Regions from separate parts of the Mus musculus genome. Here regions 1 and 2 are each linked to region 3. The links are chromatin loops, found by intact Hi-C in ENCODE. Cell type or tissue: gastrocnemius. All regions are shown on one strand.

What was found. A loop is a pair of places that touch in the nucleus more often than their neighbours do. Peaks named below come from ENCODE experiments on the same cell type or tissue, not always from the same donor. Only the 100,000 strongest peaks of a DNase experiment are listed, where the experiment ranks them.
Region 1: it touches region 3 in a loop (4-fold over the local background); 13 of 42 quality-filtered maps call a loop at or near these places.
Region 2: it touches region 3 in a loop (5-fold over the local background); 20 of 42 quality-filtered maps call a loop at or near these places.

Annotation. Positions count from the first base shown.
Region 1 is chr2:91,941,278-91,949,277 of GRCm38, reverse strand. Dgkz (diacylglycerol kinase zeta) reads left to right here. Exons shown (of 32, transcript NM_001166597.1): 2 at 3,354-4,104; 3 at 4,409-4,517; 4 at 4,809-4,904; 5 at 5,179-5,256; 6 at 6,594-6,650; 7 at 6,920-6,988. The coding sequence starts at 3,362. Mir6999 (microRNA 6999) reads left to right here and starts at 4,348; the gene lies at 4,348-4,408. In gastrocnemius, CTCF peaks have their summits at 1,511, 4,934 (motif pointing left) and 6,724; DNase peaks (open chromatin) are centred at 4,515, 4,931, 6,755, 6,929 and 6 more places; H3K4me3 peaks cover 3,201 bases; H3K27ac peaks cover 4,719 bases.
Region 2 is chr2:92,002,900-92,010,899 of GRCm38, reverse strand. The region is part of intron 1 of Creb3l1 (cAMP responsive element binding protein 3-like 1); the gene reads left to right. Among named protein-coding and RNA genes, the nearest start is that of Creb3l1, 17 kb to the left of the region's middle. In gastrocnemius, CTCF peaks have their summits at 3,853 (motif pointing left) and 6,123; DNase peaks (open chromatin) are centred at 193, 2,436, 3,474 and 3,738; H3K4me3 peaks cover 2,564 bases; H3K27ac peaks cover 4,592 bases.
Region 3 is chr2:92,053,698-92,061,697 of GRCm38, reverse strand. No RefSeq gene overlaps it. Among named protein-coding and RNA genes, the nearest start is that of Gm31473, 30 kb to the right of the region's middle. In gastrocnemius, CTCF peaks have their summits at 1,950, 3,060 (motif pointing right) and 5,540; DNase peaks (open chromatin) are centred at 2,584, 3,059, 5,628, 6,176 and 3 more places; H3K4me3 peaks cover 4,342 bases; H3K27ac peaks cover 5,768 bases.

The sequences.
Region 1 (8,000 bases), 110 kb after region 3:
TGCTAGGTTCCTAAGTGCTTGCTTGCTTACTTACTTATTTATTTACAAACATGTCTCATGTAGCCCAGGCTGACATTGAACTTGTATCCTTCAAGATGGTCTTGCCTCCTGCCTCTGCCTCCCAAGTGCTGGGGATTACAGGGTCACACCACTATACCAGGTTTTTCCTAGTAGCCAGCATCAAATGTGAGGTGGTTTGGCTAGGGGCCAGCGGCCCTTCCTAGCAGGTGGTTGAGGAAGCATGTGGCTTGCTCATGCCGTCCCCCCATCTCCCATACGCCCTGCCCTCATCAGGCTCTCAGAGGCCAGCTGGAGATTAATGTGGCCCTCTGAGACATTTTTATATTGTCCTCCTTGAGTATGGCTGGGTGCCCCAGACAAGCCCAGGAAGCCTAGGAGGCAGCCATTTTGCTGTGCTGTCAGTGTGAGAACCTTCTAGGGCCTCCCCCAAGACAGTGTGGTGTGTGGAGGTGATAAGGGATGGAGTGAGAAGAGGTGACCACTCAAGCGGAACCATGGGAGAACTCCAGACCCAAACAGGGCTTCTTTTGTTTGCCTGCCTTTTAGTTAAGTTAGTTAATTAAGATGGGGGTCTCACTATGTAGCCCTGGCTGTCTTGGAACTTGCTTTGTCAACCAGGTTAGCCTCAAAGTCACAGAGAACCACCTACCTCTGCTTCTGAAGTCCTGGGACTAAGGGAGTGAACTTCCATGCCAAGGTTTTGTTTTGTTTTGTTTTGTTTTTCCTTTTGCATTTCTTTTTAAAACAGTTGTAGCCCAGGCTGGCCTAGAATTCATTATCTAGCCTAGGTTGGCTTCAGACATTCAGCAGTCTTCCTGTCTCAGCTTTCCAAGTGCTGGGATAATGGGCATGAACTGCCATGGAGAAGCAGGATAGGAAGAGATCGGCAGAGATAGGAAGTGAAGAGTCAGGCTATCTCTGGCCAGCAGACCAATGTTTCTATGGAGATGAGCTGAACAGGAAACATGGGACCAGCGGGAGGGGCAGTGGGAACCCAGTGGTGTTTGGGGTGGTAGTGTCCCTCAGGAGAGCTTGCCGGAAGATGTCGACTAGTCGTAACAGTCTTCTTAGGTAAACAGGGAAACTGAGGCCTGTGGCCACAGCCGTAGGCACAGGCTTGGCCTTGTGCACCCTGAGCAGCTGAGGAAGCTTGTTGTCCCGGAGCACCCGGCAGCGTGTGGCTTCTCTAGTTGTGCATGTAAGCTGCCATGTGTCCTAACAAGGGCTGCTTCCTTCTTGTCTGGTCATGCAGGTCTGAGACAGCAGGGAAGGCCCAGCCTTTACCCCTGACCAGAGAGCATAGCACCACCTCCCCCACAGTGACTGTGGCCTTTTGTTTTCTGGGTGACACAAGCTAGCTTCAGGGGTGTGATGCGTCTGGGTGACTAATCTCCTCCAGGCCGGGCAGCTGTCACAGTGGCCCGAGCAGACTGGTGGGGAAAGCTGACACCCTAGGGGAGAGCTGGCACACTAGTGCCCTGGCGGCAGCAGGCAGCTGGGCCTGCAGGTTCCACAGAAAATGGACCCTAACTCAAGTAGCCCACACTGGCTGGCTGTGTGACCTGGGCGTGCTCTTGCTACTTTCTTATAATGAAGCTGTGGCCGTGCCTCCCTCAGAGGCTCTGGTAGGATCAGTGAGGTGGTGGAGGGCTCACCCATGGTCTGGCACAGAGTAGCACTAGATGGCTGTGACTAGTGTGGGCCTTTCTCTAGCCCGTCTCACCTCCATCCCAGGGTCTACCATCTGCTCCATACTCGCTGCCTGTGGGCTTTGTGTGTGCTACCCTTGGTGCCTTAGCTTGCTTCTTCATCTGGTGCATGCTTCTCTCTCTCTCTCTCTCTCTGTGTGTGTGTGTGTGTGTGTGTGTGTGTGTGTGTACACCTATCTAACTATCTTTCCCCCACCCCCTCTGTGTATATGTAGTGGACCCATTAACTGTTAGCTGGATGAAACCAGCCCTCTTGCCAGTGTCGGCTCTTATGTTTCTGGAACTCACCTCCTGTCCAGTCTCAATGCTGCTTTGCTTGCGCAGTCCCCCCACCCTCCCACCCCTTGCTCACTGATTGCAGGAGCTCTGTCCCCTGGGCCCACTTCTTTTCTCTGCCACACCCTATACTGGCTCTACCGCTGCCTGCTGAGACCTATATCGAGGATAGACAGAGGGCAGAGAGCAGGTGCTGCATAGATCAGGTGGGCCTGTCTTCCCAGGCTGTGCTCCCAGGCAGCCCTTCCTCTCCACCACTGCTCTGGACTTCAGCCAGACCCTCGGCAGGCAGAAATTGTGTCATCCAGTAGCACTCGTGGATGTGACTTGGGCTTCCATGGCTGCTCTTTGGAGCCATCTCCCTCAGCTGATTGGGGGCTTCCTGCCATTCCTCAAGTGTAGAAGAGGTGTGAGCACAGGAGTTGGTCCCCGGGGCCTGGGAAGGAGGAAAGATAGACCAGGGAGTAAAGAAATAGGTGTCTGGATAGCGTGCATGGCCTGGTACACACCCAGGGAAGAGCCCAGGCCCCTGCTCTCTGCATAGACGTGTGAGCCTGAGGACAGTATGTTGCGCTGAATCCCTCCGTAGGAAGGCTTAAGGGGTTTGGGGACCTCACACCTTGGGATCCCCATATTGCAGTCTTTGGAACAGTGAGACAGAGTCATTCATTACCAGAAAGTTCTTAGAGATGTGTGCACATGGCATCTAGCATCAGCGTTCTCTTAGCCAGAACCTCTTGCTGTATCCCCCACACCAAGACAATAACACTCTTGGGGCAGGCCGTGCTTTTCCAATTCTCAGAAGCCCAGTCTCCCAGTAACTAAACCCAAGGTTTGGGCTGAATATAGGGATTTTATCAGGACTCAGAGCCTTCGCAGAGAACCCACGTTTAGTATTTTTGCTTAATTGCACTGTATCCCAGGAGAGGAACCCAACCTGTTCCATGTGTGGGCAAAAGGAAGACCAGATGAGAGGGACAGGCCCCAGAGCCCTTGTAGTCTACCCAGGCAGAGTCTGGGTCCCAGGTTACCTTTTGCTTCCATTTCTGGCAAGGCAGTTGAAGTCCTTTAGGCTCAGATCTCTGTTGTTTCTGGTGCCTGGGCAGGTGAGGCCCCATCTCCTAAGAACTCCTGGGGTAGAATTTAGGGAATGCTTGCAGGGAGCAGTGTTTATACTCCAGTAACCAAGCTTGGGTTCCCCTGCTCTTCCTGGTACCTTCAAGCTCTTTTCACAGAGGACAGAGGGTCCTCATCCCTAACACCTATGTGTCCCTTCTTTGCTTATGGGACACAGCTGTGCTTCAGCTTGGCCCAGCTCCTGACACTCCCAGTCTGTATGCCCAACAGCCCCTGGCATGGAGACCTTCTTTAGGAAGCATTTCCAACGAAAGGCACGAGGTCCCGGAGAGAGGCAGCGGCGGTCCAGTGGCGTGGGGCTGCCCACAGGCAAGGCTCGACGCCGCTCCCCTGCAGGGCAGGCGTCCTCTTCACTGGCCCAGAGGCGCCGCTCCAGTGCACAGCTCCAGGGCTGTTTTCCCAGCTGCGGGGTGGGCACGAGAGGTGCCAGCCGCAGGCGATCCAGCACTGCACCCCCTACCTGCAATCCCCGCTTCATGGTGGATGTGGTGCCTACCCTACAGCCTGTCACAGTTGGGGCCCAGCTTCTGGGTGCACCCCTGCTGTTGGCTGGGCTCACAAGCATGAAGGAGGAAGAGGAGGAGGAAGGGGTCCAGGAGGGAAATGAGACAGCTGAGGCGACAAGTGATGCTAGGCCAGGTACCCGGACAACGCCCTTCTCACACCAGGGCACCTGGCCACTGCTTCCCATGCCCCGCTGCCTGCGTCGAGCCTCCTCCCACCTGCTCCCTGCTGATGTGGAGTGTGGCCATACCCTTTGGGGCCTGCATGGTCACTATCGACGCCTCAGCCAGCGGTGGCCCTCAGGCCAGCACCCTGGTCTTGGGGGCCGAAGCCCAAGAGCCTCGGGCGCTGCAGCATGCCCCATGATACCGGCCCGTGTGCGCCCACTGTCTCGCAGACGCCAGGTAGCTCTAAGGCGGAAGTCAGCTGGACCCCAGCCCTGGAGCACCCTGCTTATGTAGGTATAGCAGCAGCCAGCAGGGCAAGTGGTGTAGCCTCCGAGGTCTGGCTCAGAGTGATGACTTTGAAGCTCTGCCTAAGCCTGGGGTAGACTACTTGGAGGTAGCTCCGGGTAGAACTGGAAGAAGGGCCTAAGAGGAGCTACATTTCATTAAGAGCCTCAAGGCGCATGAGCTGCTGTGGGCTTTTCTATCTTGTACTCTGTGAAAGTCAAGAGAGGCAGTTTTGCTGGGTAGTAGGGAAGGAAGGAGAGTCAGCAAGCACCTGGCTGGCCCAGGCTTCAGCTGTCCTCCTTTCTGTAGGAAAGCCATCACCAAGTCGGGCCTCCAGCACCTGGCACCCCCTCCTCCCACGCCCGGGGCCCCGTGCGGTGAATCTGAGGAGCAGATCCAGAGCACTGTGGACTGGAGTGTGAGTATATGTGTACTAGGCAGGGCAGGAGCTCAAACACTGCTCCGCGCCAGTTCCTGCTGGCTTCTCATCCTCCTAAGCAGTCAGGACCCAGGGCTTGTGGGCAACTGGGAGGGAAGCCCCACGTCTGAGCAGACTTCCAAGTGAGAAGCAGCAGTCTGTGAGCCAGGCTTAAAGGCGTTTGTAAAACAGGAGAGGAAGCAGGTTGTGGCTATGGCAGGCTTCAGAGGGGGATGATGGGTAGGGCAGGGGTGGCAGATAAGGACTGAACCTGCCCATCTCATGGTTTAGGAGTCAGCAGTGTATGGGGAGCACATCTGGTTTGAGACCAACGTGTCCGGTGACTTCTGCTATGTCGGGGAGCAGCACTGTGTAGCTAAGATGCTGGTGAGTGAGCTTGGTGGGACCTGCTGCCCCCTGGTGGTGTAGTGGGGTCTAGACCCGCAAGGCAACAACTGCAGTCCTTGGTGGGCACTGCTCCTATCTGGGTGGGTGTACTTGCTGTGGGCTGCTCCAGGGGGAGGGGGAGGGGGCTTTGTCTGATGACAGGTACTGGGACTGGAACCCCATATAGAGAAAACATGTTATTTGGTTCCCCTGAGATGATATCTAGGGTGGAGTTACCTGATGTCTCAGGGCCTTCCCTCTTTCTGTCCTACAGCCGAAGTCAGCGCCCAGAAAAAAGTGTGCAGCCTGTAAGATCGTGGTGCATACCCAATGCATTAAGCAGCTGGAAAAGGTGTGTGCGGCTGTTCAGCCATTTGTGCCCTCCCTTGGAATGCTGAGGTTCTCTTGATATGCACACTCACATGTCTCAGCACATACATGTTCCACAGGTTCAGCTTGCCAGGGATGACCGGGCAAGCATAGTAACCAAGCGTCTGAGTCAGATGCACACATTCGAACCCCATCTCCCCATTGGTTAGCTATTGTACCCTACTCTCTAGATTGCACATGGCCTAGAAGTGAGGTTCACTGAATATTACCTAAGGGCGTGAATTAACAGGTGGTGTCTAGCCTGGCATGCGGAAGGGGCCACCGTGAGCTGGGGGGTGGGGGTGGAGGTGGGGTGCAGTAGGGCGTGGTTAGGAGTTGCCGGCATGTGCAGTGCCCTAGCTTCATCCCCAGTTCTTGAAAAAGAAAACAAAATTGTCAAACTTTCTGGCAACACGGTGCTCACGCGTGACTGAGCTCACCCGTGCCCCTGACATGCTACCTCTGTAAAATCTTCCCCAAGGACCATTGAGTGTGTCTGGGGGTGGGGGGATGGCAGACTAGGGCTCAGGCGATGGGAAAGAGGCCTGGCATGGGAGACAGGAGCTCCTGGGCCTGCAGAAATCAGGACATCATGTGACAGGGTCTTTAAGAGCAGAAATACCCTGAGCAAGGCTGGTTTGGGCCGTCTTCTCTAGTCCTCAGACTGTACAGTGAGACTTTCCTGTGGCTCTTCTGAGACTGAAGCAGGCACTTTTGGGGAAAGAAAAATAGAAATGTATCACACACTGGGGTAGTGGGAGATGCCCACAAATCCCAGCATATGGAAGGCAAGATGATCTCTTCAAATTTAAAGCCAGTCTGGTTTATGTAGAGAATTCCAGGACAGCCAGAGCACTAATACATGTGCTCTGTGTGTGTGTGTGTGTGTGTGTGAGAGAGAGAGAGAGAGAGAATATGCAGCCCATCATGGAAGGTGACCATGAACCTGGGTTTGGGTTTAGCTTACTGGCTAAGGGTCTCCAGGGGCCAGTCTACACAGTCCACAGGAGGGATTGGTCCTGCTTTCACTTTAGCTGGAGAGCGAGGAAGCAAAAAGACGAACAAACTGAGTCCCCCACTTCCCACAGTATACATGGTGGACCTGGACCCCCAACCCAGCCTCTCTGTCCATGTCCCTTAAGTAAAAGAAGGGAAGACCCTTTGACTAGCGGTCAGGAAGGCTTCTGAGAGGGGTATCCATGTTCCGCATAGCTCTTGGGATGGTTGGGGATTCTGCTCGCCTGTGGGGTTGACTCTAGGTGAGTGACTCTGTCCCCAAGAAGGCTCTGACATTTTGGTGGTCGCTGCAATGTTTCACAGATCAATTTCCGCTGTAAGCCGTCCTTCCGCGAATCAGGCTCCAGGAATGTCCGTGAGGTAAGTGTCCAGGCCAGCAGATAGGAGCAGAGAGGCCCAGGCTCCTAAGGGATCCACTGCAGTGCCCCAGCAGTGCCACCAGGGGGGGGGGTGGTCAACCTCTAGGCTGAGGTTCTGGGTCACCCAAAGGGAAAGTCAGCTGTCCTGTCTGCATATAAGTGGGGTTCCACATGTGTATCCAAGGGACTGCAGAGGGATTCCTGTGGACTGAGTCCAGGGCTGTATCTGTCCAACCCCTCACCCATCCCCATGACCTTTCTGTCCTCCAGCCAACCTTCGTAAGACACCACTGGGTCCACAGACGACGCCAGGATGGCAAGTGTCGGCACTGTGGGAAGGTAAGGGCGCGGCCTGAGGGCACCAGATTCACGCTGCCCACTGGTCCTGTGGCTTCAGTGTGGTCACTGACAGTAGCTCTTGAATGGAGTGTCGGGTTTATTGTCACTCATTCAGTCCCTAAGCCTCCTGGCTGTGCCTTTGGTCTCTGAGTTAAGCAAGGGCATGAATTATTTTCTTCTGACTTAGTGACCCTTTGAGAGCCTTATGGCCTTTCACAACTCAGTTCAGGAGCTACTCAGGGAGTGTCAAGTGTGAAGCCCTGAGTCTGGCGGCAGGCCCCTGCCTCCTAGGACAGCGGCTTGTGCACTGCTCAGTACTGGTGCTTGCTCGCCTGTCACCTGCTTGTCTGTCTCCCTCAGACAGCCTCTCAAGAATGCAGGGGCTTGCTGGGCATGGTGGCGCACACCTTTAATCCCAGCACTCGGGAGGCAGAGGCAGGCGGATTTCTGAGTTCGAGGCCAGCCTGGTCTATAGAGTGAGTTCCAGGACAGCCAGGGCTACACAGAGAAACCCTGTCTCGAAAAACTAAAAAAAAAAAAAGAAAAAAAAGAAAAAAAAAGAATGCAGGGGCTCATTCTTCCATGGTTTTCCTGTGCCCTACATATAGTAGCCCTTGATAATGATTTCCTGACAGGGCATGGATATATCAGGACACTAAGTAGTCAACTTACTTTAACTTACAGACCTTGAATGGGCCTGTCTAGATCTGGGGGCAGAAGGAAACCTGAGTTAGGCAGATCTCCATTTTGTAGTCGGCTACAGCGCTCATGGGCTCCTAGCAAAGCCTCCCTGCCCTTGGGGCCCTGCCCAGTGTCTTTCTGTGTAGCCCTGGCTGTCCTGGAACTCACTCTGTAGACCAGGCTGGCCTCAAACTCAGAAATGCGCCTGCCTCTGCTTCTCAAGTGCTGGGATTAAAGGTGTGCGCCACCACTTCCCTGGGTATATTATTTTTTAAAATGTGCTTGGTTGGGGCCAGAGAAATGACTCAGTGGTTAAGAATACTGACTGCTC
Region 2 (8,000 bases), 51 kb after region 3:
GAAGGCATTCTCTGGCAACTGCATATGGACCAGCCTCCTCAGCGGCCAGACCATGAGCTGCCATCCCTCAGTGGTGCCAGTCACAGCTAATCTGAACCCTGGGCAGTGCCACTCACTGCCATAGCTTCCTCCTGTCCAGACAGTGCCTGGCGCCTGCCTCAGAGTTGGGCCACAGCATAGGAGCCGCCTGGTTAGAAGATGGCAGGGGTTGGCCAGGAACGTGGGGGACCTTTAGCCTACCCAGGAAAAAGTAGGTGGTTAGACTACCAAGCAGGGATTGCGGAGGTGGTATATGCCCTCTCAGGACCTTCCTTGGCTTAGAAGAAGCCTGCAGTGGGTGCCAGCTTATTTTTCCAGCATATGCTGGCACAAACCCCGCTCCAGTCTCCGTGACAGCCAATCCTCAAATCCAGCTGTGACTGTCCCAGTGTCAAACAAGCTAGGACTCCCAAACCTTCTCTTGCTGGGGCTCACATGACTCTCGGGCTTAGCTTGCTCATCTTTTAGGCCTGGGAGGGTGTGAGATGGTGAGTGTGGTGGCCGTGACTGTCTTTCTCCTGTTGTGTTTTTCTTGTTTTGGTTTTTGAGCTAGGTCTCTCTGTGTAGTCCAGGCTGGCTCCAAACTCATAGAGATCCACCAACTTCTGCCTCCCAAGTGCTGGGATTAGAGGTATGCATCACCAGACCTGGCCTTTGGTGGGGTTATGGTACTGGTGATAGAAGCCAGGGCCTCATGCATACATAGCATGTGCTCTAACCTCTGAGCGACATTCTTTGAATTGGTGTCCATCTGACCCTATCTGATGAGTTTCTCATTGGGCTTGTGTTACTGTCTGGTAGTGTCCCTCTATGTAAACTGGGGTGCTATGGGTGGAGTACTAATATACATATGATAGACCCTGTGCAAGACAAATCTCAATGTATCAGTTGTGGGGGTAGGGGTGGTTTGTATCTCTCATTGTGTCATGTCAGAGAAATGGAGATTCCCTGGGTGGAAGGTCCCTCCCATCCCAGCTCTGAGATGCAGTGTACACATGTGCACTCACAGAAGCAGCCCTGTGTATTTGGATTTAGGTTTCATGGTTAATCGTTGAATAAGGGAAAAACAGGTCAACCCAGCACCAGCCCTTCCTTGGCCTGTAGGAAGAGGGCCTGATAGGAGGTTAGAGCAGCAGACTCCCTGTAACTCCCACACCTGCCAGGAGGGCTCTAGGAAGACTTTATCCCTTCTAGGTCCAGAAAGGCTAAACAAAGAAGGAGCTGACTTCTGACCCTGACCGCTCAATTCAGGGGGAACACAAACAGTAACCCAGGAGAAACCTGGGCACACCACCTGACCATGCCTGGACCTCAGAGCAGAGCCAAGTAGGGCTCTCCATCTGGGGCCTCCTGAGTTCTGGTTCAGTATCTATGCCCTTTCGTCAGGCAGCCAAGAGCCTGTCTCTAGAAGACAAGTTCTTAGTCTCTTAGGGCCCCCAAATACCTGGATGGTGATGTTTAAGGACAAGGAGATCTACTGACAACTGGGGACCCAGAAGCCCATATCTCTGGGCAGTCTTAAGTTTCCCTCACCCAACTCCCACCCACACTGGACACAGCAGTGACTCACAGCAGTGGCCTTTGGGCTTGAAATGGAGGCAATTATCTAGTGATCACTAGGCAAGTAACCGTCCGGGAATGTGTGGGTCAGTGTGTTAGGGGACAAGAGGCGTCTGCTGCCCTCCCTGGGAAAAGAACGAGGGAAATGTGAGAGGATTCCCCTCCCATCTCTTCCCAGAGCTTATTTTCTCAGAAGGAAAGTTCGCAGGGGATTTCCCCCACCCCTGATCCCACATCTCAGTCTGGACCAACTTAGGTCTCTCCCACGCAGCACGGGCTGAATCTCTCTGGATCAGGGTTTGGTGCAGAAACCAGAGCACCAGTGCAGGCATCAGAGAACCAGGTCCAGGTCTAGGGGAAAGAGATGCACAGTGGCTGCTTGTACGTATACCACAGCTGACCGCTGCGTCCAGATATTTTCACTGTCTGCAGTGACCCCTTTGCAAGGGTTAAGGAAAGAAAGAGCTCAGTCTGTACAACCCTGGGAACGTCTCCTCTCACACGAGGGGCTGGCTGGGGCTCCATTCGTGCCACCCCATGGTAAGATTACTGGAAGGAGCGGAGGGGCAGAGCTGGAAGTGAGTTGCTCTCTCTCCGTTCGCCTATCATCGCGAGTGGCCACACGACTGATTAGGGTCGTGGAATTGCCATCTCAGCTCTGCCCCAGACACAAACTAAGAACTGATTATATCCCCCCTCCCCCGTGTAGCAAGCTTCCAGGTCTAGGATCCTACTCTGCGCAACCGCGTTCCTGGTCAGGCGGGCGGTGGCTCGCAGCCTCCTATCATTGGCCAGGAGCTTCTCTGCTCTCACCAATGGCAAGCGGGATTCCTGGGAGGGGCGGGGCCCAAGAGGCCGATTAAGCCACGTAACTGCAGCACTGAGCGAGCAGGGCTCCCTCCACCCCTAAAATTTAAAGGGCGGGCGGCTGAGCTGTAGCGCCAAGGAGAGAAGCAGCAGCCGGGGAGGCAGGGTGCCGGCCTGAGAGCCGGAGGTCTGGGGACCTCTCCTTCCAGGGAGTGGAACCGGCGCCTGTTGCCCGTGGCGGCCGAGAAAGAGCTGATATTGGCACAAGTGTAGGAAAAAGTCTTTAAGGAGGAGGGAAATATCTCCAGTGCCTCCTTCTCTGGCTTCCCACCCCCGTTGCCTGTACGGAATGGCACCCCCCCCAAGACTGCCCACCCTAACAGAACACCCCGCCCCCTCAAACGCTGGCGTGAGCCTTCTGTGAACTCCTGGCCACCGGCCTTCCTCCCCCCTCCCCCGCCCCCCAGCGCCACCCCCTATTTCCATCAGACAGCCTAAATATGATTCTTGTGTGTCTGTGTGAGCTGGAGGAAGGCTCTATAGCGGGCGAGAGCGACCAGGGCCAGAGATGGGGAGGTTTGAAATCTCTAGAGTGAGCTTTACGGGGATGGAGGGAGGTGGGTATAGAACATAAGGGAAACCTCCTTACCCTCAGTTCAATCCCAGAGCTGCGGAGAACCCCATCCGAAATACTAGTGACACGCCTTGTGACTGTGGGTAAATGGCTTGCTCTTTCTGGATTTTAGCTTTCTTGTTAGCAAATGAGTTGAGGGGCATAGACCACTGACTTTCTCGGGTTCCTGCTGTCTCACAGCATAACTGAGATGCCGGCTCAATGCCAGACATCAGATGGAAGTAGGCTACATTATTCAGTGAGCAGCTACTGGTGGCAATGCTCCCATGAGAGGCTGATGCGTCTAGGTGCTATGTGACAGGACCACCATCCACCCAGCACTCCAGGAACCTGGGACAGGGAGGAATGAGCGCGGGAGCTCCTCTACCCCACCCTGCCTGCCCCTTGGCCGCCCTCTTCTTCCACTTGGCTCCCACCGCTCCCAGCCTGCTGAGCGTTGGCTGTTGTTTCTAGCAGGTGGGGTGGGGGGTGTCTCACAACACCCGGCCATTTGAGGCCCCCTAGCAAGTTCATTCGGGCACCCCCAAAGAGGGTCCTCGCTTATTTTCCTAAAACTGGAAAACCTTCAGGGACCCCTAACCCAGGCTGGAGGGGGCTGGCTCTTCTCTCCCAGGCCCCCGGGAAGGGGGTTGGCAAACTCTTATCGCCTGCGGAGCAGCTGCTGGAGAAATACCGTGGCCGCTGACTCATGGCTCTTCCAGCTCTGTGCAACCCCCTCCCCTGGGCCCCACCGCAGCCTTGGAGAGCGCCCCACCACCACCATCACCGCATCCCAATCCCCGAGTTCGGCTGGAAGGAAGCGCCCCCAGGTGGGATGGCCTGGTTCTGCTGCGGATGTGAACCTCTCAATCATGGCCTGGGATGATGGTCGTTAGAATGGATCATACATCCCTAAAGCGTTTCTGTCTAGGTTCTCAGTTGTTCTAGAGACTTGTTCAGACCCTGAGCTCTTTGTACGGCACTGCCCAGACTCTACTGAACAGCTAAAACACTAGTGGCCTTACTCTGAGATGCAAGGCCCTACCCCTGCACCGCTACTGAATGAGTGGCTAGCAGGTGAACAAAGCATAGACTTGTCTCCAGGAATATAGTCTGGCATCAGCCAGGCGAGTCCCAAACAGAGAGGTGTGTGGTGTGGTGGCAGGGGAAGGTCTGGGTATTGAGGGACCATGGGCACGTTCTGGCTTTGTCTGGCTCTGTTTGCCCTGCCCATCAAATGTAAAGCAATGCCTTTGCTCCTTGGGGTGTAATAAACGGGTGCAAGGGCTGGGGGCGTGGCTCAGTAGGTAAGGGCTACTGCCTAGAATGCACAAGGCCTTGAGTTCCATCCCAGTACCTCGTGAAGGCAAGAGGATCAGAAATTCAAGGTCGCCCACCGTAGGGTATGGAGAAGTTGGAATACATGAAAGCACTTGGGGAAATTTAAGTAAAAAGAAAAATATAAAATAATGACGAAGCATCCCGGAAGAAGAGAAATGGGAGCCCAGAGTATACCAATGGTGTCTCTGGATTCGTTTTGCCCTGGAGTTTCTTGTCACACTTGCTCAGAGGGGAACCTCAAACCACCTCCCTCTATAGAGTCCAAGCTCATGCCTGAGTTTAGGGGCTGCTATTAACTACCAAGTGTTTCATACATACTACCTACCACATGCTGTTTTGAGTGCTTCGTGCACTCAACCATAGCATCCTCATAATCATATGAGGTGGGTACCAGGAGTCTAACCAACATTTGATCCCCATAGCAATGCTGTGGAGTAGGAGCTATAGAGAAGTTTTTAAAAGTCAGCAAGTAGTGGAAGAGTTGAGAACAGGTCTCTATGGTTCCAGACTCTTGCGCCTTCCCTGCTCCTGAAAAACCACACATCCATTGCTGAGCCTTATCCTGAAGCAGAAGGCACTGCTCATCCCTGCCTGTGTCCTAATAGTTCAGGACGCAGAAAGCCAATGACTGGTCCTGGAGCCAATCCCCTTCACAGTCTCCAGGTGGAATACAGAGCCTGGAGCAACCCTGGCCCAATCTCATTCAACCAACCAGCTAGTGCACATGAACAACAGTAACACTGTGTTGCACATCAATGACTCTTCAAGAGGAAAAAAAAGCACCTACTATGTGTTGGCCCTGGAGTGTTTTATTGATGATATGACTTTTCTTGACTTATGACTGTACAAGGGACTATCCTAAACCTTTACTCATATGGATTGGCTTATTCCCCACAATAGTCTTAGCAATGGAAACTATAATTAGCCCCACTATGCACAGAGGAGGTTAAAACATGGGTTAATTAGCTTTCCCACAATCATGGTCAAAGCTTTTGTCTGTTTATTTCTGAAAAAGAAAATTGACATCTGTACCAAGTATACATATAGCTGAGATTAATAGTTTGCCAGGGTTTTTACTTCAGTATGTTTGATGGATTCTGATATTTTCTACTTATTTTGTATTTTGTTTTGTGCTATTTTTTCTTAAAATCTGGCTATAAATGCCCACATGGACATGGGGCCAGTTTATTTAACTTAGACTTTATAAAGCACTTGCTTGGCATACACAAGGCCCCAGATGAAAATAAAAAACATACTTTTACCTGTATGTGGTAAAATGAGAAAGCACAAAAGTGGTTCCTAGGGGCTAGGAATGGCAGAGAAAATGGGGGCTGGGGAGAGGGGGCAGTGGGGTCAGGGATACGCTGGCAAAGGGGTTGGTTCTAATGCTTTGCAGTAGGGAAGTTGTGGTCAACAATGATTAATTATATATATCAAAATAGCTAGGAGACAGCATTTCAGTGCCCCACAAAAGAAGTATATGTGTTTAAGCTGATGGCTATGCCCCCTTGACCTGGTCTGGGCATTGTGCATTGGCACATGTAATGAAATGTCCAAGTCTGCCCCATAGATATGTACAGTTATTGTGTGTCAAGGAAAAATTTTCTAAGTATATTTTTTTAAGTTCTGGTCACGACCCACTGAATCGATTTCATAACACATTAGTGAGTCACCACTTGCTGCTTACACAGACTGAGTCAACAGCTGGAATGATTGAGGCCAGGACGCAAGCCTCCGTGAGGCGGCCCCACAGCCTGATGCCTCAGGATAGAGAACAGCCTGAGAGGGGCGCAGTAGACTCCTGAAACTCCAGCACTCAGAAGCCTCAGGCAGGAGGATCATGAGTTTGAAGCCAGCCTAGACTACTTAACAACACCCTGTCTCAAAGAAGCAGACACGAGGGCTAGAGAGATGGCTCAGCCATTAAGAGCACTTGTTGCAGAGGATCCAAGTCCAGTTTTCAGTACCCACATAAAATCTATCAGTCATCTGTAACCCCAGTTCCAGGGGATCCAAAGTCGTCTCTGGCTCACTCTTCAAGGGCACAAGGCACACATGGAGTGAACATACATATCCTCAGGCAAAGCACTCATACACATAAAATAAAATAGTAATTTGCATAAAATAAAAAGAAAAGCAGACAGGTACTGGGTTGGGACATAGCTCAGACTTGGGCCCCAAAACTCCAACTAGGGACATTGAAGAATGAAGAAATGACAGATACAGACACACATACAGGCTGGGTGGGGTCCAGTTGGGTTCTGTTACCATGGTATCCTGCTGTAACCTGAAATCTCGGTAATTAGCTACAGCACAGTGGGAGGGCTTCTAGTCTGAATGGGAAGACTCTGGACATGAGCAATCTCAGAAGGGTGCTGCAGTTGCCAGTCTTTGCACGCACTGATCAATAACTCATGAGCTCACATACTTGGGCTCCCAAGCAAAGCTTTGCCATTTCTCATGAGGCTTTGTCAATTGTCCCAGGGGTCTGAGGTCCTGAAGGCCTTGCTGTGGCTGTGCTCATGCCAACACACATTCACTAGGACTTCCTACTCAGGGCTTCTGTCATTCCCTACTTCAGTCAGTAAAATTCATAAGGACCTGCCTTAGCGCCCTTTAGCTCACTTAAAAGAGCATGGTCGAGCCTGCCTATAACCTCCAAATGGGGAGGCAGAGACAGGTGGATTCCAGCAGAGCTAACTAGCCTATCCCTACTTAGTGACTTCCAGGACGGTATCAAAGATCCCATTGGTAGGAAAGGCTGGAGAAATGGCTCAGAAGTTAAGACTGCTGGCTGTTCTTGCAGAGGACAGGTTTGGTTCCCCGTGCTCATATGTGGGCTCACAATTATCTGTAACTCCAGTTCCAAGGGATCCAATGCCCACTTCAGACTTCCACAGACAACAGGCATACACAAGGTGCATAGTCATACATGCAGACAAAACACTCAGATGTCTAAAATAAAAATAAATAGCTTTCTCCCCCCCCCCCAAAAAAAATCAAGGTGTGTGGAACCACAGAATTACAAGGTTTCCTGGGCTACATTGCATTTACTGAACCCTATGTTCTTCATAGATAGTATTTGTGACTTTTGCCCTGTATGTCTATCTGCATCTCCCTCTCTGTCTCTCTCTCTCTCTGTCTCTCTCTCTGTCTCTCTCTCTGTCTGTGTGTGTGTGTGTGTGTGTGTGTGTGTGTGTGTGTAGGCCAGAGGTCACCTGGTTTCTCCAGTTCCATACATTTTGTATGCTAAATAAGATGTGTTTCTACTTATTTAATAAGTATGAGTGTTTTGCTTGCATGTTTGTATGTGCACTATATGTGCTCTTGGTGCCAGTGGAGGGTCAGGAGGAGGCATCAGATCACCTGGAGCTACCTACAAAATAGTTGTTAGCCACTGTGTGGGTACTGGGAACTAAAGCTAAGATGGGTCCTCTGCAAGAGCAGCCAGTGGTCTTAACTGCTCAACCATCTCTCCAGATGCTAGTTTTTTTTTAATAAATAAAAAATTTAAAGGTGAGGAAGTTTGTGAGATTGTTCAGTGAGTGAAGGCACCTGTCTCATGTGCCTAGCAGCCTGAATTAGATCCTCCAACCCCACTTAAAGATGGAAAGATAGAAACAACCCACAAAGTTATCCT
Region 3 (8,000 bases):
ACAAAGGATTAGTATCCAGAATATATAAAGAACTCCCACACATAGGACATGACCAAAAGATGCACTGTCAAATAAACCAATGGCCAATTTAAAAAGGAGGAGAGGCAAATGGCCAATAAACAAAGAGAGTATGTTCCTATCTCTCTCACTTGTAAGCAGGGAACTGCAAATTAAAACATTGAAATGCCATTTCACACTCATGGGTTTGGCAACAATTTTAAAGTTTGACATTAGCAAGTGCTGGGGATGTAGAACACGGGGAACTCTCACATAACGAATGGAACTGTGAATTAGTACAACCACTTAAAACCCATTCAGCCATGCCCAACAACGCTGCCAGGTTCTGCGTCCTGAGTCCCGCAATTCTGCACCCAAGTATCTACCCAAACTCTGCTTTCAAACTCGGGAATGAGATTTTTAAAAAAGCTATTATAGCATTGTTTCTAACAGAAAAACAAAGTGAAAATGAGCTAAATATCTTCTAGAAGACGGGAAAAATAAAATGTGCTGAATTCATAACGGGTCCCCCGTCAGCACTGAAAAAGTATGATCAAGAAATACGTACATTAATGTGGGTTCATGCTGCCTAGTTTTTAAAAAAAATCAAGTTACACGATTATATATTCAGTCTAATAGCGTCTCTTCAACGTTTAAAGTAATTTTAGATGATTCCATTAAGTGTCTATAGGCACCAAGATATGGAGTAAAAACATAAAAGCGTGTGCTGGGAATGAAGAAGCCCCAACGTGCTTCCCAACGTGATTCCTCTGGGAAGGGATAGAAATTGGTTCAAAGAATTCCACCCAGATCCAAAGGATCCGTGCCCTTTTAAGAAACTCTGGATTGAGTAGAGGAAACCTTAAGTAAGGAAAGAGAGCATGTGATACAGACAAGCAGTTTTTGTAAGCTTCAGATTTTTAAATGCAATTTTTTTAAATGCAGTTTTTGTAAGGTTCAGATTTCTTAAATTGGCCTTTAACCTTTCAAAGGAATATTTGATTGAGTCGAGGTTGGGTTGGGTTGGGTACATCGGGAAGGCTGGGGGTCCTTAGGGTGGAGGAGGGATGAGGGAAAGAAAAAAGGTGTTCTAGGTAGAAGGAACCCAGCTATGGGAAGAAGGGAGCAGAAGGGGGCGGGGCACAGACCTTTGGCCACCTAGAAAGGTCCTGTAGTCCAGAAACATTTCACACCGCCAGATAGTAGAACGGGGGATGGGACACCCTTGAAGAAGAGACTCCCTCTGGAGTTCAGCAGAATAAGGAAAGGTAATCGGAGAGGGAGTAAACACTGAACAACTTAAATAGTGCTACTCAGGCAGGGTCTAAACTGGGATTAGTTTATGAGGTGTTAGAAAATGGCAGACCTGCTTGCTCAGGAAGATGGGGAGGGCCTGGAGCGCCAGGCTTCTCCACAGAAGCTGCGAGGCTTGGGCAATAGGGGTGTACGGGGCTCGAAATACAGGAGGATGTACTCGGGAGACCTTGGAGAGGAAGATGTTAATACCCAACGGAGTGAGGGTAATTCACAAGGTCACAGAGGGAGTAGCGTAGACTGTAGTAACCACTGCAGGTAGAAGCATCCAGGACGCATCGCGAGTGATCGGGTGGGTGGTGTCACCTTCACTGCGACGGAGAGTAACGGGGACAAGATGCAGCGAGTTGGAGATGCGTGCGTAGCAAACCAAGTGGACTTGCGGGGCGTGCTCCGGGCGCTGCGGGCGAGTGGGAGGCGCCAGAGACAGAGGAGGAGTCTGTCAGAGCGAGCACCAAGGGAGGAGAATCTGAGCTGAGGCCCTGAGGGATGATGAGGAATGGGTTCCGGGAGGATGCAGGGATGGGGAGCATTATGTTGATGCAGAGCAGCCTCCGCGCGGGTAGCGGTGCGCCAGGCTGGGCGGAGCCCGGACACCGGAGCAGGGGTTGGCACCTCCGTCCTCCCGGCCAGGCTGCGGTCGGAGCCTCGGGTGCACCCCGCAGCGGCAGGCGCAGGGTCTGACCCAGGGAGGCTTTTCCCAGCCGGGCATCCACGTAGCTGGAGTACCACCCGGCCGTCCCGGGCCACTGCAGACGCCTGGCGTGCGCAGGCCGCGCCTCCCTAGCCCGAGGGCCTAGAGACGTCACCGAGGCTCTGACGCGCGCTAACCCGGGCGCGGGTTTCCTCCCCGCAGGTCCCGGTCCTTGCAGCCCGCCGCCGCGTCCTTGGCCCTCCTCCCGGGATTCTAATTCGGGAAGACTGTTTGTCCTTCAGCTACTGATAAGGACTCGAGTTTGTGAATAATAATAATAATAATTTTAACAATTCCGGGAAAGAAATAACCATACTCGAGAAACATAATAATAATAACCAGCCCGATAGACCTCTGCTCCTGTGCTCAGTGCTCTTAAGGACAATAATGACAACAGTCATAATAGCCACAGTTTATTAAGCGCTTACTCTTCCATCGCAGTGTTAAGCGCTTTGCAGGCAACAACCCTCGGAGGTAAGTACCGTTATGCTCCCTATTTTTCAGGAAACTAGGGCAGAGAGGTTAAGTAACCTGCCCCAGGGCACACAACTAGCTGATGTCAATGCCAGAATCCCAACCTAGGCTGCCTGTTCTAGTGTAATCCTCGAGCCAATCCGTCAAGGTCGGGAGCATTCTCTCCATCTTAAAGATGAGGAAAACAAGGCACATGGAAATTTAAGTACCTTGCCCAAGGTCACCTAGCTGGATGAGGCAGAAAGCGAACCCAGGGCTCCTCTCTGTCCGCAGAACCCTCGATCTTGGCCATAGGCGATGCCATTTCCAAACCACCTCGGATAGCCCCGGCTTCTGGGAGGCAAAAGCAGCCGCTGGTGGATTTGGGTAGATTCCTGCAGCTTCCGCTCAGCTGATGAACCGGGTGTTTTGGAGCAGCGTCCTTGCTCTGCCTTCAAGCGTAGGATGGGGACGCCTCTCCTGGAATCCAGACCCAGACTAGGCTCGGCGATCCCGAGAAGGGACGGAGCGGGGGCGGAGGCAGCGGAAGGAATCCCGAGTCCCATTTGACCAGCGGCGGGTCTAGGCTCCGGATTTGCACCATATAACCAGCAGAGGGCGCTGCCGCTCGCGCATGGAGTTTCCGTCCCCTCTGCCTACAGCCGCCTGCAGTGGCTTTCCTTCTCCAGGTGACTGAGCCCACGCCGCATTTAGACCGGCTTCTTTAGACCGATTGACATTCGTTCAAGGCTTCCCAAGTCCCAGCCGCTTCGATCTTGTTTTGTATAAGGGGGCAACGGCAGAGATTCCACTCGGTTAAAAGGCCTAGGTGTTTGCAAATTCAGCTCGGTCTGGTCAGGTCTTCCCTTCTAGTGAGCCCGAGGGTGATTTAAAATGGAGGTAGACCCTCCACTTGAAGTAGATTACAAATATTCTTTCCTTTTCCAAAATGGCAGATGATGACTAAAGAGAGAGCCCACAGACGAGAGGGTCTATTTTCATAACAGCCGCCGCCTATTGGTCGCACCAGGCCCTTTTTAGACCTTGATACAGTATGGCCTGTACCGTGGGGATCATGATTCCTGTTTGATGTAAAGTCAAAAAACTAGTAAATAATGACACCTGGATTTAATCTAGGAACTCCCTTAATTAACAGTTACATTCCCAATACCCAGAATGCACAAGCAGACACAACTGATTGGAAGATATTGGTTATAATCCCAAATCTACCGGTGCTTAGAACCCTACCATGGAATCGGGGACTTGGCCAGCTTTCTGAGCTCCCCCCCCCCACCCCGAACTCAAATCTCTAAAACAGAAAAATAAAATATAAAGGTGGCCTGAGAGCATGAGCTGGAGGCTTTTTGCTCAGGCTTGGAAGAATATCCAGTGAGGCTCAGTCACTTCCTATGTCTGGGCTCTGAAGACATAAAGGTGGATCTAGGAAAATCTGAAACGCATGGAAGGGAAGGGGAAAACTCTTTCTGTGGCTTTTACTTTAAACTAAGCCTCATTTTGCTATTTGTGCTATATTTTTAAATTAACGTGGCTCTCCCCACCCTTGAAATTGGCACACAAATAGCAAAAACAGAAGGAAGGCCAGCTCGCAGCTTTAAATGTGGTTCTCAAGAAGGAGGGACCGGACTTAAAAAGGAAATGGGAATTAAAATGAGGTGTCTAATTCAGACAGACTTTCCACGAGGAATTTAGATCACGGCTCTTGTAACAGGAGTGTTGTCTGGGGCTGGGGCTGGGTCTGGGTCTTGTGTCTAAATGGGAGTGCCCCCAATGAAGAGGTTGAATCTTCCTTTTTGAATACGCCTGCATCTCTGATCATCTGGGTGTAAGATTCAGGGGTGGGGTGGGGCCCTGCCCCCTGGATCTGTCTCTCAGTCGTCTTACTTTTCCAGAAGTTTGTTTGGAAATTCAATCCAGGTGTGACCGTCAATAATCACAACCTTAGGCGTGGTTAAGTAGAAGGACTCCTTGACTATAGCATTAGCAGCTGGTGGCTTTTCCAGACAGGGAAGCCAGTGAACAGATCTCAGGAGACTTGTCACCTAATAGCTGTCTCTGTTGCACTGTCTTTGAGCCAGAAGAATTAGCCCTCTTCACTCAACACAAGAGAACTCAGGCTGTCCTCGGCTGCCTCCTGCAAAATAGTGGGCCTCTTTGTCCTTCTGGGTAACGCCTTTCCTTCTGTCAGAGCATTCAGTCCACAAACATGTGACGACAACCCGAAACATACATCAGCTATCGATATAGCAGAGACCCCAACGTGAGCCCAAGGCGCATGGTTTCAACTTTCCTGCCGCGCTCCATGATATTAATAACTTTCTTCTCCAGCTGGCTCCTAACTCCCATTCCTTTGGCTCATAAAAGCACTGCTACCCAGACCGAAACAGATCGGGCCATATTTATGAAGCACGACTTACAATGAAAATCCCAAACTGACACAGTACTCCGCTGCTGACAGGAAAATGCTACTTTAAACAGCATTGACTGCTGGGACACGCTTCCTAAATTCATTTTTAAAAAATATGCATCTTAGAATTAAGTGAGTCACAATAATCAGGGGAAGAAAGAAGACAGGGTTTTTGTTAACTCTCAAGATTGTTCAATCAAAACAGACTTTCACCATCCACACCCTAAAAAAGACAGAATATGTAAGGTAAAATGCCAGGTCCCCCCCCCCCCACTTTTCTGGAAAATCCATTAACATTGAATGATCTTGGCCTTGACCTATTTTAAAAAATGAAAAGAATTGAAGGTAAGAATGAGACTGTCTCTGAAAACGGGTGGATTCCTAATCTGTGCTGGGATTGGCAGCCAGAGATGTGCACGCGCCAGCGATGCTCCTGAGCTACTACATCCCCAGACCTCTGAGTGTTCTTAAAATTCCACCCCCGAGACTGCCCCAACCCTTCTAGATGAACACCATTTCCTTCCCTTTGAGGAAGGCAGCGGAACTAGACCTGGAAGAGTGAGGGAGAAGCGAAAAACAAATTTTTCTGCAGCTCACACATGCTATAGCCAGTCGAGTCAAGGACACTATATATGGGCGCCGCCTAGGTGTGAATGTGCGGTCCTGCATTCTGTTTGAGGCCCAAATCTCCAGCACACTGCGGTATGCCCTAAGACCGATATATCGTCCTACAGAGATGTTTCCATCCAGAGGGCCTCCTCCCTAGCTCAGGGTCTTCTGCATGTTCAGCTGCTCGGGGTACAGAGCTGGAAACTCTCCCGGTGCATTCCTGCTGGGAGCTCGCCAAGCCCATTGGGGAAACGTCTGCAACGCTTAGTCTGGGGAAATGAGTTTTGCACTTTCACAGAGTGTGAAATTCCTCAGGGGCATTCTTGTACTCGGAAAGAGAAATCAAACCCAGCTCTTTCCTTCAGGGTCCTTGCGGTTAAGAAAGTAAGTCGAATACAGATCAGTCTGTGGCCAGCGGTGCATGGGGACAGGAGCAACAGAGCTATCTGGCTCACAAGCTTGAGATTTTAGGAGCTTGTGTTGCAGGCGGGTAGACATAGGGAGGGGCAACCAATGCGCCTAAACCACCAAGAAGGAGCTCAAAACTGCGCTATCTTCCTAGAAACCTTGGCGGCGCGGCCCGCTGCTTGCTGTCTGATGCAACAGTTTGCAACGCGGTTCTGGGAGTGGAGGCCTGTGGTGCGGCACTCGGGCCGCTGACGCGCATGCGCCGGCTGTGTCCTGCCCCGCCCCGCGGCGGGAATCTTTTCACCAGATGTGCGGGGCGGGGATGGAGGCGGGGCCGGAGGCGCGAAGACCTTTTGGCAGATCGCGCTTGCGATCTGAGCCGAATTAGAGTTCTTCGCAGGCATTGGCTGACTGACCCAGTGATCCAAAAAAAATCACCCCAAAGGAGCCTGGAGAGAGAAGTTAAAGAGCTAGCTGGCTTTTGAGTCGACCTCCCTTCCCGAGCCTCCGGATTTCTGCTGCTGTCCCACCTATCCTGCCCTGAACATTTTCTTTGCAGGAGGGAACATGTCACATCAATATGTTCTGCCTTTCAGATGTCTGACGATCCAGATGAAGACGATTGTCTTCCATATACACATTCCTCCGGTATTATAGATTGTAACTGACTTCTATTTTATTAACTGTTTCTCTAAATTAACTTTAAATCGATTCTCTTTTTATGTACCCTTGCCTCAAGAGATAACATTAGAGAAACCATAGCCTGAAAATAAGCTCAGAACTATTCAAATAAAAATGTTTGTTGTTGTTAGCTAAAGTTGTCTTATCTACCGCATTGGGGGTGTCTGGAGGTAATAATAGCCATTGTGCTAAGGTTTGTCAATGTTAGCAGAACTACTCGAAGCATTGTACACCTTCTACGGTCTCCTGATGCCCAAGGAAGTGGATGTTCTCTGGGAAGCCCAGAGAAGTTAAGCAATTTGCTTGAGATCACAAAACTAGAGACGAAGTCCACTAGCCTGATGATTCTAAAACCTCCTTTCAAAAGCCCAATGCAAGAAGGACCCAAAGATTTCTCCCAATCCCACCCCTCTTTTTAAAACAGGCACAAATGTCAGGGTCTGGATGAAGACCTCCAAAAATCTATTGTCAAGGGAATAGTGGCATAGGACGGAGGGGGTTAGCCCAACCAAGGTTCTGTACTGATTCTGCTGTTAAGAGCTTGGGCCTTTTGTTGCCTTAACCGAGGAATCGTCCACAGCAGAATTTTCTTTCTTTCTTTTTAAAAGATTAGTTATCTAATCAATCATACCTTCACACAATTTAGTTTATTTTTGGTGTGTGTGTTGTCTGTATGTATGTCTGTCCCAGACGAGGATAAGCTGCCGCTGGATGACCACCCAGGCGTTTAAATCATTTGGAATTAAACTCCAGAAATACACCTTTAACTTATCTTTAGAACTGTTCCCACAATTCTTTCCAAAATTCGCCTCACACAGCCTTCTCCCTGGTCCCTGACTGCTTGGAAATCCCATAGGTGCTTCCAGTTAATCCATGCCTTACTGCCTACACCTCCCCTTTACCTGGCAAGGGTTGGGACATGGCTATCCATCTTTGCTTTTTCATTTTCCTCTCTGAACCAAAGTAACCCATAAATATATGATTTCTCCAAGAATCCTCTGTGTGTGTGTGTGTGTGTGTGTGTGTGTGTGTGTGTGCGTGTGTGTGTGTGTGTAATATGCACACATATTGACATCAGGTGTCTGCCTCAGTAGCTCAATTGTTCTCTCTCTCTCTCTCTCTCTCTCTCTCTCTCTCTCTCTCTCTCTCCCTCCCCCCAGTCTCTCATTGAACCTGGAGCTTGGCATTTGGCTAGAATGGCAAGCCCCCAGGATCTGCCTGCTTCTACCCCCTAGTTCTGGGGTGTCACAAATGCATGCTACCACATCCAGGTTTGTATGTAGGTGCTAGAGGTCCAAACTCAGATCTCCATGTCTACACAGCAAGCCCTTTACCCAGTGAGCGATCTTCCAATCCTCCTCTCCTCTCCTCTCCTCTCCTCTCCTCTCCTCTCCTCTCCTCTCCTCTCCTCTCCTCTCC